2 separate regions of the Mus musculus genome follow, and region 2 is linked to region 1. Evidence: chromatin contacts called from ENCODE Hi-C data. All regions are on one chromosome and are shown on one strand. Each heading gives the region's core, a stretch centred on a gene start or an enhancer-like site at or near the end of the contact. The rest is flanking DNA. Distances are from core to core; before and after follow the strand shown.

Evidence for each region. A loop is a pair of places that touch in the nucleus more often than their neighbours do.
Region 2: a map of T-helper 17 cell shows a loop between it and region 1 (4-fold over the local background). The contact joins the promoter of Slc13a5 here to the promoter of Myh10 in region 1. A Hi-C loop is called at or near these places in 4 of 37 maps with a recorded cell type or tissue (T-helper 1 cell, T-helper 17 cell and regulatory T cell).

What each region holds. Positions count from the first base shown.
Region 1 is chr11:68,688,910-68,695,209 of GRCm38, reverse strand. It overlaps Myh10 (myosin, heavy polypeptide 10, non-muscle), which reads right to left and starts at 3,295. Exons shown (of 41, transcript NM_175260.2): 1 at 3,028-3,295.
Region 2 is chr11:72,262,810-72,269,109 of GRCm38, reverse strand. Slc13a5 (solute carrier family 13 (sodium-dependent citrate transporter), member 5) reads left to right here and starts at 2,506. Exons shown (of 12, transcript NM_001004148.4): 1 at 2,506-2,646. The coding sequence starts at 2,545. 1700051A21Rik (RIKEN cDNA 1700051A21 gene) reads right to left here and starts at 2,266. Exons shown (of 2, transcript NR_045922.1): 1 at 1,585-2,266; 2 at 554-1,229.

The DNA.
Region 1 (6,300 bases), core at 2,046-4,545:
TAGCAGGGCACCACAAGGCTTACTTAGCAGGTAGGTTGTGCTCCTGGAGCTGCTTAATTCATAGAGTTCATAAGGTCAGTAAAGATGTTTTCCTTAGTTTCTCTGCTTGTTTGCCAAGTACATTGTATTTTTTCACTCCACTGCACATTTGGTATTAGATCTGATTTTACAATGGTATTTAACATGTACCACTTGCAAATATTTTGCCTTGCTGAAAGGGTAATACCACAGTTTTTTTTAAAACAAATAATCTTGTTATACATCCCTAATTACATCCAGAAACTGTTCTATATATATGCATGTATATCAAGGTCTTAATCTGCACAAGAGGGGCACAAGATAGCTTCCATTAATAACTCTGTTTTACAAATGAAGAATTCTGAAAATAGACAAATAACTTGCCCAAGGTCACACAGCAGAGGTCACAAGTAGCAGAGGTGGTCCTCCTAAGCCCAGAGACCAAGCTAAAACAACAAAAGTGGACTGGTAAGGGAAGAAATTTCAGAGGACAGGTAGTATCCATACCATGCTATCAAATTTAAATAGCCTGTCTATCAATAACGAGTTAAAGATTATAGGTTTAGTCAATGGGCACATTAGTACAGTCTGGCAAAGACTTTATACTTTGAAGGAGAATGCCTACATTTAAGAAAGAAGTGGGGGGGGGGGGAAGGAATGTCTGTAATAGACAGACATGCAGAAGGTCTGGAAGTGCTGGTGCCACCGAAATAACTAGTCATAATTAAATCATTAATCAGTGTCTATATGAATTTGCCTCCTATAGAGCTAAAGTTCCCATCCCTTACATAGGCTGTAGAGGACCACCCCTGGGACATCCACCCAGGTCATTTTTTACTTCCAATGAAATGCCCCCTAGCAAAATTCTCAGCTGCCTCCCAACACCCAAGGTAGGTGTGGGCAGATGAAAACAATTCAATTTTATGACCAACGAATATAGAAAAGCAAACGAAATAGTGACAAATTATCCATCTTAGAGGATGCTTCCAAAACGGATGAACTAAATGAGAACTGCCCCAGTCTGTGAAATTGCTATCTACCACCGAGGCCACTGGCATTACAGGACTGCACACATCTCTCCATTTATCAAAATTCTACTTAACCAAACAATCACTAATGCAAAAAGCAAGATTGCTATGAAGCCCTGCACTAGCTTCCATTAGTAAAATACTTCCAAAACTTGGATCTCAAAGCAGGGATTTAATTTCTCATGTGTGATAACAATGTACATCAAACGCTGAAGGGGAGAGTCTTTCACCCTACAACGTGCCCTTCAAATTCTCCTCCATCTCCCTCTCTATCCAGTCTCTTCATTGTCATGATTTCCCTACGGAGCCCCAATACATAGCCCAGCACTCACAGGTCACCTCCTTTTGCCGCAAAAGCGTGTGGTATATCACACAATTGCACCATATGCTTTCTGCCGATAAGGACGGGAAGAACGGAATTTAAGATGCAGAAGTAAAGAGATACATAAAATGGCCACTTTTCCAAAACCGGAGACAGACAGGGCATACTTAAACATCAAATGCACGGGGCTACAAGAATAGTTAATTGAGGCAGATTAATATAGGAGATGGAACAATGAATAGATTATAAAGTTTTCCAGAGTCAGATACTATCAGGAATAATTAAACCTCACCCAAACCATCCTTAGTTTCAATGTTTGAAAAAAATAAAATCAAAATCTTAGCATAGCTAAAGTATTATATTTAGTATTATTTTATTCAGCAAAAACAGCAGTCTTTGTTCCATCCGCAGTCTGGATCTACTCCGCCTGCTTTTCCCTTACCCCACCCCAATCTACCCCACCCCCTTCCATCCACCGCAGTGATCTTGAAGAGAGCTGCAGAGGCCCCAAGAAACAAGAGATAACGGTCGTAGGCAGAGACCCCGTTACCCAAACCTCACCAGTTCAGGTCAGACGCACCGACTGGCCACCTCCTAAGGCCCCAGTTCCCAGAGAGGCCTGACTGGGGGCCTCTCGGGTCCCTGGGCCGCATCCGCCCACCAAAGGCCCACAAAGCCCCGCCAACGCCAAGGACTCCACAGCTTCAACTTCCCTCCGACCCAAATCCACTTCGATTTTATAGGATCAGAGTATGACACCCTAACTACAGAAGGCTAGGGAGAGATTCTGCGGCGAGCCATTACCAGATCACTTACACAATAAAGCGATCCAGAGGCGACGGCTGACCCTCCCCCCGGCCGCTCCGCTACAACGCGCCCGGGCCACATTTCCCGCCTCGTTCTCCCCAACGGCCCAGGCCTCGCCCGGTGTCCACCTCCCGGTCCACCACGGTCCCCAGCGAGCGTGGCATGAGGTCTAGCTCCAGCCCTCCTTCCCGAGACCAGCTCTGGAGCCTCTCATCCGTCGCATGCTCCCAAGACCATGCAGTTTCAGGCCACTGGTCCCTAAACCGCACAGATCCAGGGTCCGCCTTCTGAGTCTTCGGAGAACCTTTCAGTCGCACCCGGGGAAATCTAACTCCACCTAACCCACGGTGCAACCCACCCAGGGTCCCCTTTCCTTCCTGGGCCCCCAGCACCAAGATCACATCCCAGGACTCAGTCCTCTCCTAAAAGGAGATAGACACGCCGGGCGCCTCCGGCCTCTTATTAGGGCACTCACCTCCCAACCCCACGCTTCCAGGGATCCAATGCAACCAGGAGTTGGTCCCTACATCCCCATCCCCAGATCTCCATTCTCATCCCTTTCAAGAGTCGTCCTCACGTATGACCTGGCCCTGATCCATGAAGAGGTCTCATTCTCAAGGACCCCATTTCCCACCCCTCCAGGGGTCTCTTCATCTCCATACACTGGGGTCTCGTCATCTCCACAAGCTCCGCTCTCCACTGCCCAGTCTCCCTTTCCCAGCTCCCGCCTGGGCTCCGTCTCTGTGCTCCAGGCTCGCCCAGTTCCCCAGCCCCGGTTCCTCCCCTCCTGTTCCCTCAACCGTCCCCACTCCCGGAACGCCGCACTCGGACCCGGGCAACTGCTCGTCTCACCTTCAGCCGAAGATGGTGGCGCCGGCACACGTCCCCAGCAGCGACCACAGATCCAGCGTCTCAATTCCAAACCCACCGCTGCCTCCGCCGGGCTCCTTTAGCACTGCTGCTCGCGCCTGCCCCACCCACTCCCACCCTCATTGGGCCATCTCCACGCCCATCACTGCCGCCCCCAGACCCACTGGTCGGTTTGCGCGCCCATCTCCCAGGAAAGACGTTAGCAACCCGAACGAAGCTACCTTCCCAAGTCCCGCTCCCTCCACCCACCTGGAATGATGCTCATTGGCTCCCGCTCCCGACCTAGACCCACAGACTCCCAATCTCATAGGCTGCTACTCACGCCTGTCAGAGACTCCGGGAGGTGCGGCCGGGGCAGTGGCGGGTGATTGGCTGACTCTGGAGGGAGATGGACAGCTGAAACTAGGAGCCTGGCGATCCCGCGAGGCAGAGATCGCCGATCTTGTTGGGGTGTGCGCGCTGCGCTAGTCAGGGCTGGGTGGACAGTGGGGCAGGTGTACCGCAGCACAAGTCACCAGCTCCCACTGGTCACGTCTCTCTATTGCGTCGGGCCGCCGCTGCAACCCACTCGAGCGTTCTGCGGCCCGTAGGCTTGCCGCAGCCACTGGGTCCCTCAGCGGGACCGGCTTTCGCCGAGGAATCGCCAGCTCCCGGAGCTGCCTGCAGGGGCGGGGCCGGAGCGCGGTCCTGAGGCCTGACGTCACCCTGGAGCTTCAGTGGGTGGGAGCCGCTGCTTGCGGCTCACCTGCAGTGGGGGAGGGGAGCCTCTCGGGCTGGGCGCTAAAGCTCTGTCCTGACCGGGCTGCAACCCTGTGGCGGCCGGAGTCCCCCCTTACTGATGCTTCCTTCCTCTCGTGACCCGCCGCAGTTGGATGTTTGCTTGCTCTGCCTCTTAGGCAGGGCTGAGATTCCAAAAATACGAGAAGCAAACGGGCCTGGCAGAGAAGACCAGAGAGCGACTTCATTTGTTCACTCACTCATTCATTCCAGCTCTCTATGGAAGAGGAACTGGGTAGGGCTTGCAGGATTCCTGTGCTGTTGTCATAGCCCCTAGGGCTAAAGAACCAGTGGTTCAAGTGCCTTAGAAAGGTTCATGGACCTCAGGTGGGAGTGGGCTTCCAAAATAAGGAAACTGGAAAATTGAAGTTAAAAAAAAAATGTAATGAAATGTCTGCAGAATCTAGTCAACTCTTAATTATACATGTATAAATATAATAAAGTAAAAAAATCACAAGAGCCAAATGGATTATTGTTCTTATAAAAAGATAAATATAAAATACTTTATTTTAAAACTGCCTCAGGATTTTATGTATTTAGTATTGTATATATGTGTGTGTTTTAATGGATACTTTGTAAATGCCTGAGAAACTTCTAGACTGATTTTTTTTTTTAAAGTGAGAAAAAAAATGAAAACAAGGCAGGAAGTGATAAGAAAGGGTTGGTGGAATTCAGAGAAATCTCCAAGGCAGCTGAATGCAGAGCCCTTCCGGGGGAAGTGAGAATTCTTTGTCCTTTGTCCAGGTGCATCTGGTCTCCAACCCCACATGCCCACTAGGGTGGCTGCCCCCTTCCAGGTGTCTTGTGACTTTGGCACTACATGAAGAGTTCTATCCTTGTGAAGTCTACCGAGGAAGTATAAGTTAGTATAACGTGTCAATGATAGCCCTCTTATAAACGTTTCCGGATTTAGAAAAGACTCAGCCATCTCAAAGGCATGACTCTAAGCTTTGTTACCCAATGAAGTCATTTCTAAATGCTATATTCCATGCTCAGAGCATCCATACAAACGGCTCAAATAAGCCATCAGATCCGTGGTTTCTCATAATTTGAAACCTCATAATTTTACAACAAACTCAGGGGACCATTAGAGAGAGAGAACAAGAAGTTCACCAGAACTAAAACTCACACGGACATTTGTCTTGATGAGAACTCAATAGCAAACTGTCCCCAAGCGCATTTCTAGCTCTGGGGTCTCTTCCAGGTTTTCATCCGCCAGTTATCTCCCATCCAAGTACCCATCGGGCCTGGTCCCACTTTTCTTCTGGGATCAAACAGGATCTGCAGAGTAAAATGTCCATACATGTCTGCCTGGATGGGAGGAGAATTAAAAGAGTAACAGGCTCCAAGTCTCTCTCCTGCCCACCCATGCTTCAGCCCGCCACTTAAGAGTTCTTCCTAAGTTCCCTTGATCTGCCTCTTTGCTTCCTTCTTCTCCCTCATCTTCACACGTAGCCCCACCCCAACCCCCAGTCTCCCGCCATCCATGCCCCCACAGGCTTCTCCAATTCTAGCCCTCACCAGAACAAAGGGAACATAGGGTTTAGAATCAGGCTCTGAATGCAGCTCTGCCACTATACCTACAAACTCTATATACTGTATATTAATATTTGACAAATTATCTCCTCTCTAAAAGGAAGCTATAGCTGTATCCTGGAAGGATTCACTTATTGAATGAATATGTTGACTGGGTGAGTTACTGTATAAAAATAGTGACATCATGGATTAATAGGTAGAAAACTGCTTTTTTTCTATTGTACAAGTTCACTATGAAGAAGGAAAGGAAACCCTTGTCTTTGTCTGTAGTAATATTAGCTGGTGACGTAGGCTGTTTCTACTTCTAAAAGCAAAAGTTCACAGTCCATTGTTTGGCAGGGACTGGGTCAGAAGTCCAAACTCCTTCCCTCAGGGCAGTTGAGCATGTGAGCTTGTTTTGTTTTGTGTGTGCAAGACTGACAGGCAGCTTTTTTGAGGGGGGGGGGGAGGAAATGAATTCCAACATTTGAAAATTAAGAACTACCCAATATTGGTAGTCATTAGGGAACTGTGAATTGAAAGCACAATGAGATCTCACTTTACACCCACTTGGTGCCAATGAAAGAGTAAGAGCCACGGAAGACCCAGTGAGGACCCGGGGAAACAGGAACTTTGCAGTAAGACAGGAATGTAAGACACTACAGCCACGTTGGAAAATAAGCCTTTTCTTTAAAAGTTAAACGTGTTGTGTGCTTTAGTCCATAATAATAATAAAAAAAGAAGAGGTTAAATATAAATTTACCATACAATCTCACAATTATAGCCTTGGGTATCTTTTTTAAAAGTCAGGGTTTTGGGGAGATCCTATGTGCATACAAAAAAAAAAGTACACAGAAATGTTCACACCGCATCATTTATAATAGTCAGAAGATATGGATACAAATAAGTGGTAGATGCATGCAACATGGAGGAACCTTGAAAACCTTACGCTCACTTGAAAAA
Region 2 (6,300 bases), core at 1,257-3,756, 3.6 Mb before region 1:
CCCATGGTTCCTTTCCCTTCCCAGACAGTCCTCCCTTCTACTTTTATGTCACATTATGGATCCTGTTGCTCTCTTTCCACTTCTGGTAGTGCTCCTTCTCCTCCAGCATCTTCCTGGTCTCACGACCCCTTATATGTTAATACACACACACACACACACACACACACACACACACACACACACAGTTTAAATCTGAGCTCCATGTTTGAGAGAACACTCTGTGATGGTTTTGACTAGCTTTCCCTGGCAAATTCTTTACCTTGAAGTCTCCACTCAAATGCTGCCCCCCTCTATGAAGCCTTCCTCGAACTTGGAAGATCTTTTGCCCAAGGATACCCACAGTGTGTCCCATATTATTGCAAGGGCGAATGCCACTGATGGCTGACTGTAAGCCACAGAGCTACTTTAAACACTCAGAACATTGACTTGGGGGTCTTAAAACGACTACTGGGAATCAAAGTTGATCTGATTCTATATATGAGAAGATGAATCCAGAATGGAAACATCCACCAAGGCCACACAGGGACAGAGTATGGATTCAGGCATTTAGCTGCAGCGCACACTTTATAGACTTTAAAGCACTTAAATTACAGCAGAATGGTTGACCAGCATCGTAGATCCCAGACTTTGAGTGAACGTCCTGAATGAGGCCTGGTAAAGGGTGTTAAGTGGGCACATGGTGATAAATAAAACGAAGATTAAATAAAAACTCCAAAAGGCTGGAAAGCTGGCTCCATGGTTAACAGCAGGACTCACTCTTCTTGCTGGAAGAGGACCTGGGTTCATTTCCCAGAACCCATATGGCTGTTCCCAACTGTCTATTATTTCAGTTTCAGGGACTCTGACACTCTCTTCTGACTCTGGGGTTATCAGACATGCAAATGATACACACATATATATGCATGCAAAATACTCATACACATAGAGTCTTGAAACACACACACACACACACACACACACACACACCCCAAAGCAGGAACTCTAGTTTTAATTGCCCTGGGGGAAGGGATGGGCCCAGGGCCACATAGATGCAAACAAGCAAACAAACCGAAAATAGAGAGGGCCTGAAGAAGGCAGTTGCAGACTTGAGGGCAAGGTGACAGGCAGGTCACAGGAACAGAGTCAAAAATCTTGATACAAATGTGTGTTCTGTTTTAGGGCCTTCGACATTCACAGGCTGAGAAGGTGGGGAATTCAGTAGTTCTTTCCTGGTGGTGGTGGTGGCAGGGCTAGGGGTGGAGAAGAGGGAGGAGAGGTTAGTCTCATATAATTCGTAGCAATTGCATATAACCTATTCTTTACTTCATCTCTGGATTGCTTGCAACACCTAACACACAGTGTAAGTGCCGTGCTAATAGTCGGTCTCTGTTGTATATAGTTCAGAGTACGCCGATGGTTTCCATGTTTAGAACAGAAGCAGCCATCCTAGTCGTAAACACGCTAACCATGTCAGCAACTAGATAGCATCTTGATCAGTGGTGAGAGCTGACTGTACAGGAATCTGGACTCAGCCATGTGTCAAGTAGCCTGTGGATAAGACTCCCCAGAGGAGAATGAGAGGCAGGCAGAAGAGAAAGAACTCACCGAAGTGTCAATAATGTCATTGCACCCTCTTGTGTTGGTGTCCCAAACAGGACTTAGCACAGCAGGTACTACACACAGGTCTGTTAAGGGGAGGATTAATGAATGAACGAATGCCTCGATGATGGTTGGCAGGATTATGCCCCCTCTTTTCTAAGGCCCCGTCTCCCACCATAAAATGGTACTAGCGAGGTGGTTGGTAAGTGGGCGGCAGCAACTACCCGCGCCTGGGCAAAGACGGCCGGCCTGCGCAAGCGCGTTCGCTGGAGGGTAAAAGTCGTTCGGTCTGCGAGGACAGTGACCGCCTTCCTTAGCGGTCCCTCTAGAGCGCCTACGGTGCGCTGGGTAGGAGACGGCACGAGGAGGGAAATGGGTTCTATGTCTAGAGTCGGGCTAACGCTAGGAGGAAGCCAGCGGATCTTGGAGGTGAGAAGACCGCGGTGGCGCAGGGCTCGGCCATCGCCTCTAGGAGACGCCCCTCCGGGATAGGGATGAGAAGGAGAACGCTTTGGAGAGAGAAGCCTGAGAATCCTACAGGCTGGTGTTTTTCATCTGGGACATTCCGGAGTCCAGGAGAGAGCAGGTGAGAGTACACAAAGGGTCCTCACGCTTAAGCTGGCAGAATGACCGGCACACCCTGCATGGTACTGAGGACCAGAGCAGCGCCAACGGGCTGGCAAGTGGTGAGGTGCCAGGGTCCAGTCCTCTCCATAGAGGGCTGGTGCCAAGCACTGAAATCTGCAAACGCCTCACTCTGCCGCGGGGTGGCAGAGTCCTGGGACAGACACTCCCCACAGACCCCGAGGGGTGGCTCCGCCCCAGGACCGCAGGGAGGCCTGGCAATGGGGGGCGGAGTTGTAGCCGCCCCCAATCCGGTGGGACCGCGCGTCCCCCTTTTAAGCTCGTGAAGCTTCTAGCTGCCTCGCAATCTTTTCTCCCTCCAGTCAGTCTCCCTTTCACGCGATGGATTCGGCGAAGACTTGTGTGACCAAGTTCAAGTCCTTTGCGATTTTGCTCTTCACCCCGATCCTGATGCTTCCACTCGTCATTCTGATACCTGACAAGGTCAGTTGCGTGTCTGGGCAGCCTGGCGGAATCCGGGTGCCCAGTGCAATAACGGGCACGGAACCCGGGAACGCTGAGCTGGAACGCATAGATTCCTCCGTGGGGACGAGCTCCCCTGGGACGCGTGCTCAGACGCTCCAGGCACCAGATAGGAGGTGCTCTGCAAAGAATCCGAGGGACGCACAGACCCTAAGGTGAACACGTCCTAGAGTGCACCGATTTCAGGGCGCAAGAGCCGTCCGGGCAAACACGGAAACCTGGACGTTAGAACAGATCTGAACCACACAGACCCCTCGACAGGCTTAGCCTCTGACTCAAAATCTCCTCCCAGAGTGCACAACCAACGCTAGTCCAGCTCAAAGATAATGCTCGAGCTAGTAGAGACTCTGAAGGCTGGGCTTTCTTTCCCTCTGTGCCTCTTCTCTAGGAAAGAGAGATTTCCTAGCTGTAGATGCCTTCAGGCAGGGAACTACAGGAACAGAGTGGATCATGCCTTTGCCATAATCTGGCCTTGATATTTGAAGCTCAGGTTCCCCATCTATGATCTATATTTCTTTCTAGCTCGGAAGCCAAGGAAGCCACTCTCGAGTTCAAATCCTGCTGCAGCCTGAAAGGCAGGTCGGGCACTGCCCACCGCCTGCTGAGGCAGTCAGTGTGAGGAGGCAGGACGTATTCCCAGAGCTCACGCCTTGGGTGGCATGGCTCTCGGTTGCTGGGGAAGCTGAGTCCCATTCCCTGGCCTCCTGGTGCTCCTGGGAGGAAGGGAGAGAATGAATGGCCTTGGCTGCAGAGCAGAGGAGGGCGGGAGCGCTGGCCCCGGCTCTGTCAGGCTGTGTGCAGCCAGTTTGGCGAGGCCAGGGCTCTTTGAAGCCTTATGTGGCTACCCTTTCACTCTCAGCCCAGACAGGAAACCTTGCTCGGATCCTGCTTCCCCTCCACAGGCAGGTTTGAGAAACAGTGGCTCTCTTCAGGGAAGGTTTTGAGAGGAGAGGGGTGTCCCCTGGTGGGCTTCTAGTCATTTCACATTGTGCCTTTCAGCAAGACCCTTTGCTCTCCGGGCCCCGGGTGCTTTGATGGGTACAATGGGGTGACTGGATTCTGGGAGTAAAAGGGGATCATTCCGGCTCCTAGGATTGGGGCGCGGGGGGGGGGGCAGAGGAAACATACTGAGCAGAGGCTCCACATGGGCCAAGGAGAGCAGAGCAACTGTGCGGACTCATCCGCTGCCACTCTGTTAGCGAGCATCCAGAGATTCGGGGCCATTCCCGTCTGTGGGAGGCATCCAGGTTAGGAAGCTGTGATTTTAGCTCTGCTGGCGGGGAGTGATGTTCCTTGGAATAATTATAGTTGCTTGCTTGACCTTTCTGGTAGAGGACAGTGTAACCAGGATCCCACTTTATCCCTGGCTCATGCATGTGTATGCGCACGTGTGCACACCCCCCCCCCCCCAACACACACACATACACTCAGAGAGAGACAGAGACAGAGACAGACAGACAGGTAGGCAGGCAGAGGGGGAATATAAATATCAGTGAGTTAGGTTCCCAACCGGGTGTATTAATACATCTATATGCCCTGGGACTGAAAATTTAGGGACTGGGAGGCCATTTTGGAGGTTCTTCCAAAAGGCAGTCTTCCTGTACCTTCTCTCCAAGTGGCTTGGTGCCTGGGAGCCTGGGTCTTTGGCTCCCTATTTTTGCCCTCTGTCCCTCTTTTTGCTCACCACCAAAGACCACCCTGTTCCCATTCACCATGCCCTTCATTGGGCAAGAAAACCCAGAGATACAGAACACTCCAGGACAGAGAGAGAGAGAGAGAGAGAGAGAGAGAGAGAGAGAGAGTCAGACTGTCCCCAGGGGCATCCTGACCATCACTGTCCCTACAGGATGATGGTCCCCAGCACACACTGCCCTCTGTGCTCCATGGCCCCTCTTCAGGCTTTCATATTCTCTTCCACCTTGCTTGCTTCCTGGCCTCCCCTCTGATCCACTTTTTCTCTGAGCCTTCCTCTGCTTCTAAAACCCATTTTAATAAAACCAGTGACAACTTTAATCATGTTACCTTGTTAATCTTGTAAGAAATCCTTATTTTCAGAAGTCTAAAGTATCAAGTAAAATAAGGTACCCTCATTGCCTTATTATTAATGTTTTAGTGGACAGATAGACAGTTCTCCAAATACCAGTCACACACACACACACACACACACACACACACACACACACACACACACTGGGGAGTACAGAGGGACAGGGGAGAGTTTTGCTTACCCCATTTTCATTCTGTAGCACGAACCATATAAGGGTATTTTACTCAACACTGGTCTATATTTCTAGTTGTGACTCTATCAGATTGTATCATAGAATGATGTCATAGCCACATCACTCTGCCTTAGTTGACCATAATGATGCCACCTAAGGCTTAGAACATGCCCCTTGCAGACCAGTGTGTGAGTGTCCTTAGATGAACTCTCAACCCTGGCTGATTACACTGTGCACATCTATGTGCACCGCCTTTCAACTGCGGTGCCTGCTCCCATCTCAGCTCCCAGTTGCTTTTCCAGACACCTTCTCAGTACCAGGGAAGTGCAGTAAGTATTATTTGTATGTGTGTGAGCTTGCACATTTGGAGGCTAGAGATCAACATCAGGCACAGTTTCCTCAGCTGCCATCCAGCTGTTTGTTGAGACAGGCTCTCTCAGTGGCCTGGATCTGGCCACACAAGCTGGGCTGGCCTGTCTCCACATTCTTGGAGCTGGTACAAGTGTGTGCCACAGAACCTGGTGTTTTCCTTTGTTCTAGGGATCAAGTGCAGGTCCCCATGCTTACAGAGTAAGACGTTCCTGATTGAGCTCTCTCTCCAGTTCCCTCCCCAGACTTTCCCAACATCCCATTCCTACTCTGCACTCTCCATGGGCACGGTGGGAGTTTGTATTAGGAAGGGTCTAGTATGTTAATTGATTCATTAGGACTGAGACATCTCCTGGGCTTCCTGCTGGTGGGTGGAAATGAGGAGTCAGTTAGCCTAGTGGTCCATCTTCTCCCGGGGTGGGTGAGTGGGGTGCCCTAGGGCATTTACTGTCCGAGTTCTGAGAATAAAGGTTATTAAGGAGTTTCTGGGTGTCACACATTCTGTATGGCCCCTCTGAAGTCATCAGTTTAGTGATAAGGATGGGAAAAGAAGAACTGAGATTGGGAGTGGAAGAGACTCCTTAATGACATTGTTTAGAATTGCTATTACATGGTGGTAGACACAGGCTGACTTTTAGCATCATTACTTAAAATTTCCCTACAGCATACTTCTTTATTATCTGTGCCCCAAAGGAATCCCCTCTACCACCCATCCCTGGAGCTCACCCCAATGGCTTTCAACTGCTATTCATCCTATAGGAGATAAAGAGAAAGCTCACCTTTGCTCTCTAGTCATAGACTAATAAATGAAGGGGGATCTACAGGTTCATTATCCACAGGAAATGGTTCCTTCCCCATAAGCCATAGTGACTCCAAAGCTCACATACCCTGTTCCAAAGGGGTGGGGAACCTTGGGACTGTAGACATGTTTGGGGGGGAATATGAAATGGTTTTTAGGATAATCTAATGAGGTTAAAGAGACAAACAGTGGCCAGAGACAAAGTCCACTGGGTCTCACAGAATAGAC